2 separate regions of the Homo sapiens genome follow, and region 1 is linked to region 2. A link is an interaction called in ENCODE POLR2A ChIA-PET data of the cell type or tissue named here. Cell type or tissue: HCT116. All regions are shown on one strand. Links, peaks and the distances in the headings refer to the core of each region. The heading gives the core; the rest is flanking DNA.

Region 1 (7,433 bases), core at 1,190-6,189, 180 kb after region 2:
CGCATAAAGATGTGGAGTCTGGACTGAAGTAGAGAGCCAGCAGCCTGCATAACAGAAGAGTGGGAGTAGATAGAATCCAAAGGAGAGGGAATGGAGCACTCACAGTAGAGGGCAAAGGGAGGAGGTAGAACAGCCACAAAAGAAGGAGGTATGGGCAGGGGCAAGGGGCTGGCTGACTGCAAGCAGGCACAGAGAGCCCAATGAGGCATTCCACAGAGGACTAGGACAGGCAGCTCAGGAAGAAAAGTCAAAAAGGATGAGGATAGAGAAGGGGGCAGCAGAGCAATTTCAGTACAGCAGCCAGGACAGAAGTTGGAAGGAAGTGGCCAGGGACTGAATGAAGACTGAGATACTGCAGAGGGTGGAGTACTCTCTCACAAGGCTTAGCTGTGAAAGGAGGAGAAAGACAACATGTTAATTAAAGAAAGAGGTGGAAAGAAGAGGTATTTCATACAGGGAAGGCCATAGCATACTCTTAGGCAGGGAGGAGTAAGCCAGTGCCCAGGAGATGTAACTGTGCCAGGGTGGGGGTGGGGAGTGAAGGGCATAATTAAGAGGACAAGGGCAGACTAACAGGACATGGAAGGCAGATGGATCTCAAAATGAGGGAAAAAGAAAAAAAATTGGACTTCACCAAAATTTAAAACTTTGTGTTTCAAAGGACAATACCAAGAAAGTGAAAAGACCACAGAATGGGTAAAAATATTGCAAATCTATATAAGGGATTTGAATCCAGAATATATAAAGAACTCTTACAACTCAATAGTAAAAAAGCCAATCCAACTTTTAAATGGGCAAAGGATCAGAATAGACATTTCTCCAAAGAAAATATATAAATGGCCAAAAAACACATGAAAAGATGGTCTTTTTTTTTTTCTCTGAGTCTGCTTCCTAGGGAATGAGGAGACATTCTATGTTGTTCAAAAGGGAAATGCAAATCAAAACTATGATGAAATCCCACTTCACACCCAGGAGGATGGCTAGAATCAAAAAGTCAGACAACAAGCATTGGTGAAGATATGAACACACTGCTGGTGGAAAGGTAAAACGATGCAGCCACATTGGAAGTCCCACAAATGGTCACACATGGTTACCATGGGACCCAGCCATTTTACTTTTACCCAAGATAAATTTTAAAAAATAAAAATAAAAACATGCCTGCACAAAAACTTGTACATGAATGTTTATAGCATTATTTTTAAGAGGCAAAAATGGAAACAACCTAAATGTGCCTCAGCTGATGAATGAACAAACCAAATGTGGTATATCCATACAATGATATATTATCCAGCCATATAAAGGAATTAAGTACTGATAAATTATAGATGAACCCTGAAACACAACACTAAGGCAAAGAAGTCAGACACAAAAGACCACATATTGTATAATTCCATAAATATGAAATGTCCCGAATAGGCAAATCTAGAGACAGCAAGTAGATTAGTGGCTGTTCAGGTCTGGGAAGACGCAGGGGGTAAGGATTACAGGTGTGTGCCATCATGCCCAGCTAATTTTGTATTTTTAGTAGAGATGGGGTTTCACCATGATGGCCAGGCTAGTCTTGAACTCCTGACCTCAAGTGATCCACCCGCCTTGGCCTCCCAAAATGCTGGGATTACAGCAGTGAGCCACCGCGCCCAGCCTAGTGTTTCTTTTTAATGTGATGAAAATGTTCTAAAATTGACTGTGGTGCTGGTAGTACAGATCTGTAATATCTTAAAAATCACTAAATTATACATTTTAAATTAGTGAATTGTATGGTATGTGAACTACATCTCAATAAAACTATTAGAAAGGAGGGAACTCAATAGTAAAAAGCCAATCCAACTTTTAAATGAGCAAAGGATCAGAATAGACATTCTCCAAAGAAAATATATAAATGGTCTTTTCCAAAAACAGAAAGGAAGAAGAAAAGTAGCAAAGATCAAGTTTGCAGGGTAGGGCAAAAAGGCAGGAAGGAACGGCCATGGGCATGGTCCCAGGCTGCTGGGGAGGGTAGACAGCAGGACAAGGGCAGCAAAAAGGTCACTGAGGAGCTAAGAGCATCCTCAAGGCAACAAAGGTATAAAGGGAAGGCAGGTAATTATAGCCAGCGAAAGCATTCTGAAAGTTTGAGTCTTGGGAGTAGCTGCATTATGAGTAGGCAATAGTAAACAGTGAGTCAAGCCTGATTAGTATAGATAACTGGCAAAGGTCATCATTAGATGTGGCTGCATGATTTTGACCACTAAAAAGGACTGGGACATTGTGGGCAAAGGAACTACGACTGAAAGCCATAAAATCATGAAATGTACAGCTAACGTGGAAATAGATTTGTCCATCAAATCCCAAGATACCAGGTGTGGAGGAACATACTGGGACATCTGAGAGCAATGTAAGGACAAATAAAATAGGTGTCATTTCAGAGCAGTACTGTATCTTTGGAACTCACTGCCCCCCACCAAAAAAAAAAGTAGTCTGGGCAGAAGATAAGTGTTTTTAAAAGCATCTGGAAAAGCATAAGAAAGTGAACTACGTCTCCTCCTTAATGATGACATCAGAAAATACATCAGACCCTTAATCTGAATTGCTACTGTTCCAGAACCCTGGAAGACAGGACCCTTAGTCTGGGTGGAGAGAAGGGAGAAAGGGGACATAAACACCCAGTGTATAGTGGAATGGTTCTGAGAGCTCTGTACCATGCCATGCAGGCTCAGACGAGTCAGGGATACCCCATTTACGGTGACCAAATGTCATTCATCTGGAGGCCTTCATGGCCGTATGTTTAAGAGGCATCCACAGATATCCTGCTGAGGTTACTGGAATCTCTAAAATCCACATCAGGGAAACCATCAACCAATGAAGCCAGGTAGCAAGGAAGGAAATATAGCCAGAGAATTCAGCTTCAATCTGACCACATGCTCCCAAGCCACAAAATCACTCAGCAATGATATTTACTGCTTTCAGACTTTCCACAATTGGTCATTTCTTCCACTTGACAATTTTTCATTGTGACTATGTTTGTACCTGATGTTGAGGCTTGGGAGGGGGAGATACACCAAGGCATGAGGCAAGGTCCTCAAAGAACATTCCATATCACCAGAGAAGATATATGCAGAGAGGAAAAAACAGAATTTTGTGTGGTAAACAGCTTCAGCAATATCTCTCATCCCACGTGCAATCTTGCAATGTGAACTTGACATTCCCCCATCAAGAAGTAGGGCTTATGTCTCTTCCCTAATAGCCTGTTTTGACCAACAGGATGTGGCAGAAGTGACCCTATGTAACTCAGAAAGACCCAACCTTAAGAGCTTCTGCTTTCCTGCTTGGAACACCCCCTACTGAAAACCAGCTGCCAAACAAAAGGGCCACCATGCTGTGAGGAAATCCAAGCCAGCCAGTGAAGAGAATAGTCACATGAAGGACGACCAAGGCACAGTCATATGAGTGAAGCCTTCTTGAACATTCCAGCCTAGCTGTGGATGAATGCAGCAAAGTGAGTGATCCAGTCAACGCCATAAGCAACAGAAGAACAGCCCAGCCAAGCCCTGCCTGAATTCCTGAGCCATGATTCATAAGCAAATTAAACAGTTATTGTTTCAAGCTACTGAGTCTTGAGGTCGTTTGTTTTGAAGTGATGGATAACTGAAACCAGTTTGAAGCCAGGGAACCAGGGATAAGTCCTGGTTCTGTTATTATCTGACTATGTGACCTTGGGTCCATGACTTCCCCTCCAAACTTCAATTTCCTCATCTGTACAATGATGGGGTGAGGGGGTTGTACTAGATGAGCCATGGTGCTTTCCAGTTCTGACCATCTGTATCATACACGCAGATATAAGGGAACAATCTAGGCAATGAGTGTTAGGACTACAAAGGGAGCAACTATTAATACTTCAGGTTTGAGTGAGCCTTGGAGGAGGTGAAAGAACCATGGACCTGGAGTCAAAAGCCCTGGAGTGTGAGGATTAAGTGAGGCAGAGGCTAGAATAATGTATGGCACATAGTAAGTGCTCAATAAATATCATTAACTGATACACCAATTTGCAACTCTGGACAAATTAATCTCTCTGATCTCCATTTTTTGGTCTGAAAAATCGAGATAACACTAATGTGCCTGTGCCTGTCTCTATAAGAGGAAAAGTCTTTGTATGTAGAAGTCCAATGCAAATCAAAAATCACCTACAGATATAAGATATAACTATTATTAATACTCTTATTATCCTTTGTACCCATAGCATTAAAAGTCTCTTTCTCACCAAGAGAGGAGAGACAGTCAGTTGATGGCACTGGCCACCAGGAAGACATACTGGGAGATCAGGAGGCAGTTACTAAGGAGCCACAGGCTCTCAGGGCATGTGAGATTTACCCACCCACCAGCATCAGTCAGTAAGCCAGGTACCCACTCTGAACACAGACAACAGGTTTCCCTGGCAAGCAGCTCTCAGCCCAAAGGGAAATCTGGAAACAGCCAAGCATTAAAAGTTTGAGCCGGGCGCAGTGGTTCACGCCTGTAATCCCAACATTTGGGAGGCTGGGGCAGGCAGATCACCTGAAGTCGGGAGTTCGAGGCCAGCCTGACCAAAACGGAGAAAGCCCCATCTCTACAAAAAATACAAAATTAGCTGGGCATGGTGGCGCATGCCTGTTATCCCAGCTACCCAGGAGGCTGAGGCAGGAGAATCACTCGAACCTGGGAGTTGGAGGTTGTGATGAGCTGAGATCATGCCATTGCACTCCAGCCTGGGCAACAAGAGCAAAACTCCATCTCAAAATAAATAAATAAATAAATAAATGTTTGAATAATTTCCTGTACCAGAGTTCTAGAGGCCAGCAACCTGAGAACACTCCACTAGAGAGCTGTGACTCAAACCCGTGGCCAACATAGAGTGAATATTCCATAAAAATTATTGAATGAAAAGGCACTGGATTTGGGAGTCTGAAGTCAAAGCCCCAGGCTTAAATCTTGGCTTTGTCATACACAACTGTGAGCACTAAGGCACGCAACAACCTCCCTGAGCCTATGTCCTCGTTTATAAAATAGACATAAGGAGACCCATCTCCTAGGGAAGTAGTGAGAATTAAATGAGGTACTGCAGGTGAAAAAAATCTGGGATTGCACTTGATAACTAAATGCATGGGTTTTTAAGTGCACAGAACCTCTGCCACCCAGATGCCCTTCGATCCTAACCCCACACCTTTCAATCTCTGCAGAACCCTGAAAATGAGTGGCATACTTCCAAAGGAACACTCAATCCAATGTTGATTCTGAAAAACTGCCAGCCCTTGGGAGAGAAAGAGCTGCACTCATTTTCCAAGGGTACCCGACAAGGCAACAATAATACATTTGCATTTTCCAGCCTGCATTTTTCCAAAACAAGGGAAGACTGCGATGTGGATTTAACCCTGAAATCCCAGTGATTGTGCAGTTGCATAGACACTGCTCTGCAGGGATGTGGAAAACAGCCAGAGAAGGCTCTTACCAGGAGCATGTAGGACAGAAAAGCTCGTGCTTCCACCTCTGCTTAGGTCTTGACTAACATGGTGTTTGAATGTGCCAGGGTGCAGCATCAATTACAAAGATCTGGGAGTTAGGACCTGGTCCTCAAAGTCAGCCTTTGCCCAAAGAAGTTCCACCACTCCCCTTACCGTATGCTTTTGTCCTTTCTTCTCTGCCTCACCTCTCTCAAAGAAGGATCCTTGGTCCCCTATTTCTCATTTGCATTGGGAAAACAGCTTGAACCAACTGCGGCTCCCTCTCCTTTCACTGACCACCACTGCCTGTGAATCCAGGGAAGTTACTATAGGAACTACATCACACAGCCCCCAGACATTTGCTTAGAAAAGAAACAGTACATTTGGGAAAGGGAGAGTAAGATCCAGCAAATTGGAGGCAACCCTCAAGCCCAATATTTCTCAAAGTCTGGCCACAATCACCTGCATTAAATCAACTGGAATGCTCGTTAAAGGTACATAGTCCTGGGCTCCCCCAAGATGTATCAAATTAAAATTGGGGTGTGGCAAGACTCAAACTTGTTAACCCCCTCACCTGATTATTCTTATGCACACTAGGTTTTAGGGACCAAATGCAGAGGACTGAACTGTGATAAAATAAAAAGGCTTAAAATACACTTTCTATCTATCTATCTATCTATCTATCTATCTATCTATCTATCTATCTATCTATCTGAGACAGGGTCTCATTCTGTCACCCAGGGTGGAGTGCAGTGGTGCAATCATAACTCACTGCAGTCTCTAACTCCTGGGCTCAGGCGATCCTCCCACTTTGGCCTCCCAAAGTGCTGGAATTACAGGCAATAGCCACCATGCTTAGCCTTAAAAACACTTTAAATCTTATCTCCCTTCTTACCCTCTTACTTGTAAAATAGGGTACTGCTGAACCAAACAAAACACAAGCCAATTTCCCAGTTTATGTATGTCCAAGAAAATTAAATCATGACCCTGATGAAAACTCATACTTTAAAATAAAAACCTCTGCTCACCAAATCAACAGGCCTGGGCAAAAATTAACCCAAGCATCCCATCTTAGACCCACCGACCAGGTCTATTCTGAGAGATGAGAGAACTAAGATAAGATCTTGGCTGCAGCCCCACTCTGTCCCAGCCATACCCAGTAATTCAGCTCTGCATTCCACGGCAGGGTTTAATGTTTCGGGGGACTAAGCGGGGCAGTTCTCCTAGCTCCAGCAAATATGGCTGGGATAAGGTTATTCAGGGGGAAAAAAAGGTGAGCTTCACCAATTCACCCATATACATGAGAAAGAAAAAAATCTAAAGAAACTGACCACACTGGGCACATGTCAGATACTCGAAAAATGTGTGAATTGAAGGAAGAAGACACCTGATGGAATAATCCTTTCGTGAGATGCTAACAGCCTGCACGTACACCATCAAGAAAGAGAAAGAGAACAAAGAGTCAAACTGTCGCCACATCCAAAGTACAACGTTTTCAAAACCAGCAAGACCCAGCCTACTTAGAGGGACAATACTTTTCCACCTACAGGCACACTGTAGGTGCCGAAAGTCCCTGGGTCTCTCTACGTCACAGAGGAGGTCAAGTGGCTTGAAGGAAGAGCAGAACACTGTTCCACAGAAAAAGCACTCTTTCCTGCTGATGGGCAGTGGGAACCGCCACTGCAGTTTCAGAAGCCAGAACTCCTCACTCAGGGAGGTGCATCACAGGGAGTCAGCCTTGCTCACACCTGATGGTCCAGGGCCGAGGCTTCTGCTCCACCCCTCCCCCAACGGTGGACCTGGGGCTCCGACCTCAGCGCTGAAATTCCAGTCATCTCTGCTAAATTCTTCAGCAACAGTTCCCTACTAGATGCTGAAACTTAACATTAAGCCACAAAACTAGCAAATGGGTAGCTTTCACCACTCCCTTCAGTGACTGGCACATGCAGAGGAGTCTGGCAAATTAGCCATTTAGGAAGT
Region 2 (7,433 bases), core at 896-5,895:
CATACTATAAAGTATTGTGGTAGTTAATTTAGAGCACACTTTCCTCATGTCCCTTCTCCTTTGTACACATTCACCAGTCGCATCCTCTTGTGACACGCTAGCTACTGTAGAAAACACATCCATGAGATTCTCAAGGCCTCCCACTCCTTACCCTAAAATGGCCAACATGTTTGCCAGCAAAGTGGTGGAGGAGCCAGCTTGCCAGCTTTAGCTCTGAATTCCATGTCTCTCGTGCTCCATCATCATCTAGCAGGCCCATGGCTTTGCCCTTTAAAACCACTGGCCCCTGCTGGGGAGGGTTAGTCACATGGGACAGTGGTAACACTCACGTTTGCACATTCACCCACAATGGTTCATGTCAGTCCCATCCAACAGCATCCTCCTAAACTGCTCCTGGTCACCAGAAATCCCAGCTCTTTGCCTGTGTTCTATAAACTATAGCCCCTGATACAAGAAGAAGGCCTTGCAGTTACATGATGCACATTTAATGAGGACTTAAACAATCTATAGGCATTGACCAAGAATCTACTATAGTCAAGACCCAGGGCGAGATGCTGAAACGAGGCACTGACTTTAAAAAGCATTTAGAGACAAAGATACAAATGTTTCATCATCCTTCATCAAAAACAATTACTCAAAAAATAAGAAAATGATTCTTAAAGTACATTTTACAGATGGAAAAGCCAAGTCATCAAAAACCATACCACTCCAGAATGCAGGAATCCTATCTTCCCTTTACCTCTTCAATCACTAAGTAGCCTCTGTAGGAGGTGACATTATCTCCTCAAGATAGTAATCATCATTTCCTTGTCATAGGATACGCCTGCTTCTTATTTTCTGGATTCATGCATTAAAAAAGATAAATCTTCAGCTAAACTACTCATCTGTGTCAGCAAAAACATTTATAAGAGAAAAAAAGTGGCTTGAAATATAAAAATCAAGAGATGTTTAAAAGAAAAAAAACCCAGAAGATAAGTCTGCTTATGTTGAAAAAACTGCATTTCTCAAAAGATCATTATATTCACAAAGGGAGTGACATTTCCTTAGATCTCAGCATCACAGAAGTCAAGGACAAAACTGTTATAGCTAGAAAATCTAGGATTATGGGGAATGCTTAAACATTCACTTATGTGGTTGGCCAGAACTAGACAGGGTTAATCTTGCTTATTTTGATCTTCTAAGGATGAAAAGTGAGAGCTTTTTTCCTCATTTTTCTAATGTTTTCTCTCTGACAATTCATAACTGAATTGGGCAAAGTATAAGTTTTCTTCTATATCTGTAACCACCCTTGGCTTCACCCATGAGAAACAGACTTAACTTGAAGGCTCAAGCAGTAAATATTTCTTGAGGAATTAGTTCATTTTGCACCTATAACAGGATATCAGAGACTGATAATTTATAATGAACAGAAATTTCTCACAGTTCTAGTGGCTGGGAGTCCAATATCAAGGTGCTGGCATCTGACAAGGACCTTCTTGCTGCATCGTCCCATGGCGGAAGGAAGAAGTGTGGAGAGGGCAAGAGAGAAAGAGAACAAGAGGAGGCCAAACTCGCCCTTTTACAACAAACCCACTCCCTCCATAATGACATTAATCCATTTAAGAGGGCAAAGCCCTTTTCACCTAATCACCTCTTAAAGGTCTCACCTCTTAATATTGTGACAGTGACAATTAAATTTAAACATGAGTTTTGTTAGGGACAAACATTCAAACCATAGCAGAGACCAATTAGGCACCAGGCATGTACCAGCATATACCAAGTGCTATAGAAGAGCACTGCCCAACAGAACTTTCTGTAATAATGGAAATATTCTATACCTGTGCTATCCAATACAATAGCTGCTGAACATACAGTTTCTGGGCACTTGAAATGGGGCAAGTGCAACCAAAAAACTGAATTTTATTTTTAATTTTATTTTAATGAATTGAAACTTAAATTGCCACACTTAGCTAGTGGCTATTATATTGAATACACAGCTATAAGGGACACCAATATAAGAGAAAGCATGGTCCATGCACATATGTGAAACTGTGCCCCAAAGAGTTAAAGAAACCAGGGATTAATAGAAATTCTTGAGTTCACAAGATGGCAGGTAATTAAAGAAACAACTTGCTGAAGCTCCCTCCACTTACGAGATAAAATAACTACTGAAATCTATTGGAACCAAGATGGCCAATTAGAGTGCACAGAATGGGCTTGCTGACCTCACAGCCTGAATTTCTACTGCATGCTTCATACTACCTCCCCTTGAATTTGCACATGCAATCCATGAGGCAACATGCAGAGATAACTGTGCATGCCCAAGGAATTTCCAGACCTCCCCTTTCCTTCCACCAATCATCCATTAATCTCAGAATCCACCCCCTGGGCTGGATGCAGTGGTTCATGCCTATAATCCCAGCCAGCATGTTGGGAGGAGGAAGTGGCCCGATTGCTTGAGCTCAGGAGTTTGGGACTAGCCTAGGAAATATGGTGAAACCTCCTCTCTATAAAAAATACAAAAATTAGCTGGACATGGTAGCACACACCTATAGTCCCAGCTACTCAGGAGGCTGATGTGGGAAGATCATTTGGACCTGTGAGGTTGAGGGCTGAGGCTGCAGTAAGCCAAGATTGCACCACTGCATTCCAGCTTGGGCAACAGAATGAGTCCCTGTCTCAAAAAAAACAAAAAGAAAAAAGAATTTACCCCCTGAACCTTTTCTAATAAATATACTGCCTTGGGCCAGTTGTGGTGGCTCACACCTATAATCTCAACATTTTGGGAGACCAAGGAGAGAGGAACACTTGAGTTCAGCCTGGGCAATATAGTGGGACCTTGTCTCCACAAAAAAAAAAAAAAAAAAAACAAAAAAAAAAACAACTAGCTAGGTGTTGTGGTGCATGCCTGTAGTCCCAGCTACGTGGGAGGTTGAATTGGGAAGATCACTTGAGCCCAGGAGTTCAAGGCTACAGTGAGCCATGATCATACCACTGCACTCCAGCCTGGGTGACAGAGTGAGTGAGACCCTATCTCAAATATGTATGTGTATATATACACACACATACACACACACATATATATATATTTATACACACACACAGACACACACACACACACACACACACACACACATATATATATTTTAAATAAACCCAGCCTGAAGAGACAGATTGGAGCTTGACTCCTGTCTCCTTGGGAGTCAACTTTCAATATAAAGCTTTTATTTTCTTAAAAACCCAGTGTCACAGTGTTTAGCTTCTAGTACATTGGGAAATGAGCCCCTTTTGCTCAGTAATAGATGATCTGCATGTTCTCTCTGAAGAAACAGGACAAGGACACATAAAACGTTGACTCATAATGACAAGGTAGTAGAAAATGATGGCAAGTGAATGGCATGGGGATCAGGGGCTGCGGGAATTTGAAGAACTCAGGGAAGATGTGACAGAGACAGCAGGACATGAGCTGAGAGGGCCTAGTGGGAGAGCAGGATTGTTTAGGCCAAAGATGGCATGACACCATATTGCTGTACTCAGACTACCTCTATTCACACAGCTCATAGGCCACAGGCATTAGCTGAGTTCATACTAAGGAATTTACAGATAAACAGGTTATTTTTGTGGTAGTGGTCTCATGACACTATCAAACAAACAAACAAACAAACAAACAAAAAAGCTCAGGACAGAGGGCACAGCAGGTAATACCTAAAGTCTCCTCCCCTGGAAGTATGACAGGCAAGGCAGTCCCAGTGGGGCTATGATAAGGTGTGCCTTTACAGCAAGTGATCCAGAGAGGAAGGGAAGAGTCAAAGTTCCAGTATGCTTGGGACGTCAAGGCAGGAGGCAGAAGGGTTAGCTTTTGGGTTACAAAAGCTCAAGAAAAAGGTGTCTGGCTGATAATGGTATCCACAAAGGGATAAGAGGGAGGAAGAACTCAAGCTATAGGTGGAAAGGTAGTCTCACACACTCTTCGCATGCCAGGGGGAATCTGCCACCTTTAAGTTCTTGTTTAAAAAAATGTAACAAGTAGGCAAATGCCTAAATATAGACATCCACTGCATCACCATAGGGCTGTGCACACAGCAGCTCCCTCAACTGCTGCATGGGGGTGGTCCCATTTTACCCCACCCCACTTTCCCCTGCCTGACTCACTTATTCTCAATGACTATGGAGGGGGGCTTTCCCACTCCTCTGAGGAGGAGACAATACAGCTTTCTTTGCCCCTTAAATGGAGATGTAACCACAGGGAACCAGATAGGCCCAGAGTATGAATGAAATGGATTCGCCTGCTTCTGCTGCTGTTTTGCTTCCAAATGTTGGCTAAAACAATCTCTCTCCTAAAGCCTATACTCTATCAGTGGATATTCTTTTTTAACCTATCTCCATCCTTTTTTAGAGGGAAGAGGTACTTCAAAACTTTTAGCCTCCTAGAGTGCTATATTTAAAGGTCAACATCCCTAGGAAGGCTAACTTCAATGATCAGATAACACCTTGGAGGAGGATGTCTGTATAAACAGAAAATTCCTAGAACTGTCCCCTCGGGAAAATGGGCATTTGGTTTGGTCCTAGAAGCTGGGAGGAACCTTTCTGAAGACAGCATAAGCCCTGAAAGGGGAAATGGGAGAGCACTCCTTGGCTACCTGGTCTAGGACTGACTCTAGGCAGTGCTCTGAGAGTCAGAACAAGGGAACAGACAGGGCATGGGATTTGACTGCTCCATTCCTGGGTTCACATTCCAGGGCTGGACTAGTCATTTAGCAGTTTGTGACATAGGGATGTCTCTTCAACCTACAAAGTCTTTACTTCCTCATCTGCAAAAGGCCCATTCACTGCTACTCATCTATCACTTCTTCAGGGAAGTTGTCCCCATTGGTCAAATCCCCCTCTCGTGCCCACTGATACACTGGACTCTCTCCTTCAGAGTAGATCATGGTTGAATGTTTACACTCATGCATAATTATCTGATTAGCACTTGTTTTTCTTATCTGTAAGTAAACTTCATTAGAGCAGGAACCATGTCTGTTTTTCTCATGATTGTATCCCAAATTTCAATACCCTATGCAGCACATAGTAGGTTTCAAATTAACACATATTCAACCATTGAATAGATGATTAATTGAGCTCATGTATATGAAAATGATCTCCAAAATATGCAGTACAATGGATATGTTTGTGATTCTTATTTGGTGTGGATGATGACAAGAGAATTAATCCTCTTAGCCACTGGAAACCATTCTGCTTTCATTGAAGTAACAAAACTGCTGCATTTGAAAGACACCATAAGGAAAGGGATTCTTACAAGCTGCCCCATGGTGCCCTCTTTCAGGATTCTCTTCGTGACCATACTAAAATACCCAGCTCATCTGTGTTCACATGAGACATTGCTTTATTTTGATCCATAGATGGTCACTGTGGGAGCCTGGCTGAGTCATATGGACATTTTAAAAAGTGAGACATCTATTGGCTAAATCTGCAGGGTATCTGGTGCTGGACTAGGGACAATGCATTCTGGCCAAGGGCTAGGCTGAGAAAAGCACTCCAGGTCCCACCATCCCCCACCTTTGGTTGAATCCAACTCTATATCCAAAGTGCCATGGGCATCAGGAACCAAAGGAAACTGCAGTGGCCAAACCCCGGGAGAGCTTGCTCCCCCACGCTGATCCATTCAAGGGAACAAAGGCCTTCAAAGTTGCACTGAGCTGGTCTGGAGATGGAAGGCCTTTATGCAGGTTTCCAAGGAGATGACTCAGATGCTGTTACCATAGAAACTGTTGCTATCATCTATTGTCCATCACCCCTTGATAAAAGGAAAGGGGGGGGTGCTGTGGTTTGATGGAGAAGGAAACAAGAAGAGTTGGATTTAAGTCAAGATGAAAAAAACATATTGAGATGGGTCCCCGAAGACTTTAATGGTGTATATAACAAAACCTCTAATCTCCAAAGGAAATGAATTAGGGACATGAATGTTTATGGTTTGTTGTTATTTGTGTTGGTGGAGTTGGGGTGAATAAAATGGCATACAGAATGACCGACACTCATCTGTTGGAGGACCCTGTCAATTAGGATCTCTAGAGAAACATTCAGTTGTGAGGCTCATCAGCATGGTCCAGGCCATAACCCCTGAGGCTAAAGGGTCATAAGGAAATTGATGTAAGCTCTCTGCCCCCTCTCCTCTGCTGCAAACTTTTTTCAGGTAAAAGCGGAGCATATTAGAAGTCCTTCTGATTTTTCCTGCTACTTCATAATAGCCACTGCCATTAAAGAGTTGATTTTTTAATCTAATGAGAGAAGATTATGGTAAATTTAAAAAGTTCCATAAATAACACATAGAAAAGCATATGGGTAATGGAAGACACACTAGACTTGGCATCAAGTCAGAAGATCAGAATTTGAAAGTCAATATCATCAATTATTATTTGCAAGACCTTGGGCACTTCACATGCCTGAGTCTCAATTATCTCTTCTACTTCATGGGGATTGTAACTGCCAGTGTACTTAATATGGGATAAAGCCTTATCAATAAATTATGTTATCACTTGTCAAACACCATGGTGTTTGTTAGTTACCTAAAATGCCACACCCATATCAAAAAAGGTCTTTTGATTTATATATATATATATTAGAGGTGGGATCTCGTTGTGTTGTCCAGGCTGGTTTTGAACATCCGGCCTCAAGCGATCCTCCCAACTCAGCCTCCCAAGGTGCTGGGATTACAGGTGTGAGCCACCACACACGACCAGCTTTTGATTTTAATTATTCCAGGCAGAACCATAGTAAATCCTTTTGTGTCATCCAGCTCTGTTTGAAAAGTTGGCATCCAACCAATTACTGTGACCTTGAAATTGTGGATAACATAGAATATATGTCCTCACAGCCTTCTTTCTCATGAAGGCCATCAGATCATGTGCAGGAATCAAGTCTGACAATTAGACCTGTCTTCCCAAAGTAGTGTTGGCAAGTTACATTTCAATAGGGAATAAGATGCTGAAGCTGTAGGAAAGGCTCTCTGGCACAGTAGGTATGGAAGGAGGACAATGTGGGGGGGACGGGACAAAAATTATTTTCATAGGTAAGTTTTCAAGCCTGATACATGTAGAAATGGGAGTTCTGAAAGCTCTGGAGTCTGGAAACAGAAACAAGTGTAGAAATTATATTGCTATTACCCCAGTCCAAAAAGTCTCTTCCATATCTTTCAGACCCTTTATAAAGACAACATAAACTTTGAACTCATCTTGCAAAATAAGCACTCACAAAGTTGCCAGGTGGGGCCTACAGTGCTCCAGGAAAGGTTACTCAACCCTGGGAACTCTGGGAATCAGACAAAGGAGGCATTCAGGTGCTACCGGATATGGCAGAGAAAAGAGAATGCAGTTCCTTCCCTCTGGTTCTGCAAAAGTTCCTTATTTATGTTTTTCTTTCAAATAACACTGCTGTGCATTGTTGGGATACTCTTA

The links. ChIA-PET counts read pairs that join two places held together with the same protein. Peaks named below come from ENCODE experiments on the same cell type or tissue, not always from the same donor. Only the 100,000 strongest peaks of a DNase experiment are listed, where the experiment ranks them.
Region 1: POLR2A ChIA-PET joins it to region 2 with 6 read pairs; 5 of 35 experiments call an interaction of 5 or more read pairs at or near these places.

The regions. Positions count from the first base shown.
Region 1 is chr1:162,070,794-162,078,226 of GRCh38, reverse strand. The region is part of intron 1 of NOS1AP (nitric oxide synthase 1 adaptor protein); the gene reads right to left. Among named protein-coding and RNA genes, the nearest start is that of NOS1AP, 4.8 kb to the right of the region's middle. In HCT116, for the core only: no CTCF peak of the experiment used is centred there; DNase peaks (open chromatin) are centred at 2,186 and 3,566; H3K4me3 peaks cover 955 bases; H3K27ac peaks cover 923 bases; H3K27me3 peaks cover 1,193 bases.
Region 2 is chr1:162,247,285-162,254,717 of GRCh38, reverse strand. The region is part of intron 2 of NOS1AP (nitric oxide synthase 1 adaptor protein); the gene reads right to left. Among named protein-coding and RNA genes, the nearest start is that of MIR556, 92 kb to the left of the region's middle. RefSeq lists an enhancer at 4,585-5,246. In HCT116, for the core only: no CTCF peak of the experiment used is centred there; no DNase peak of the experiment used is centred there.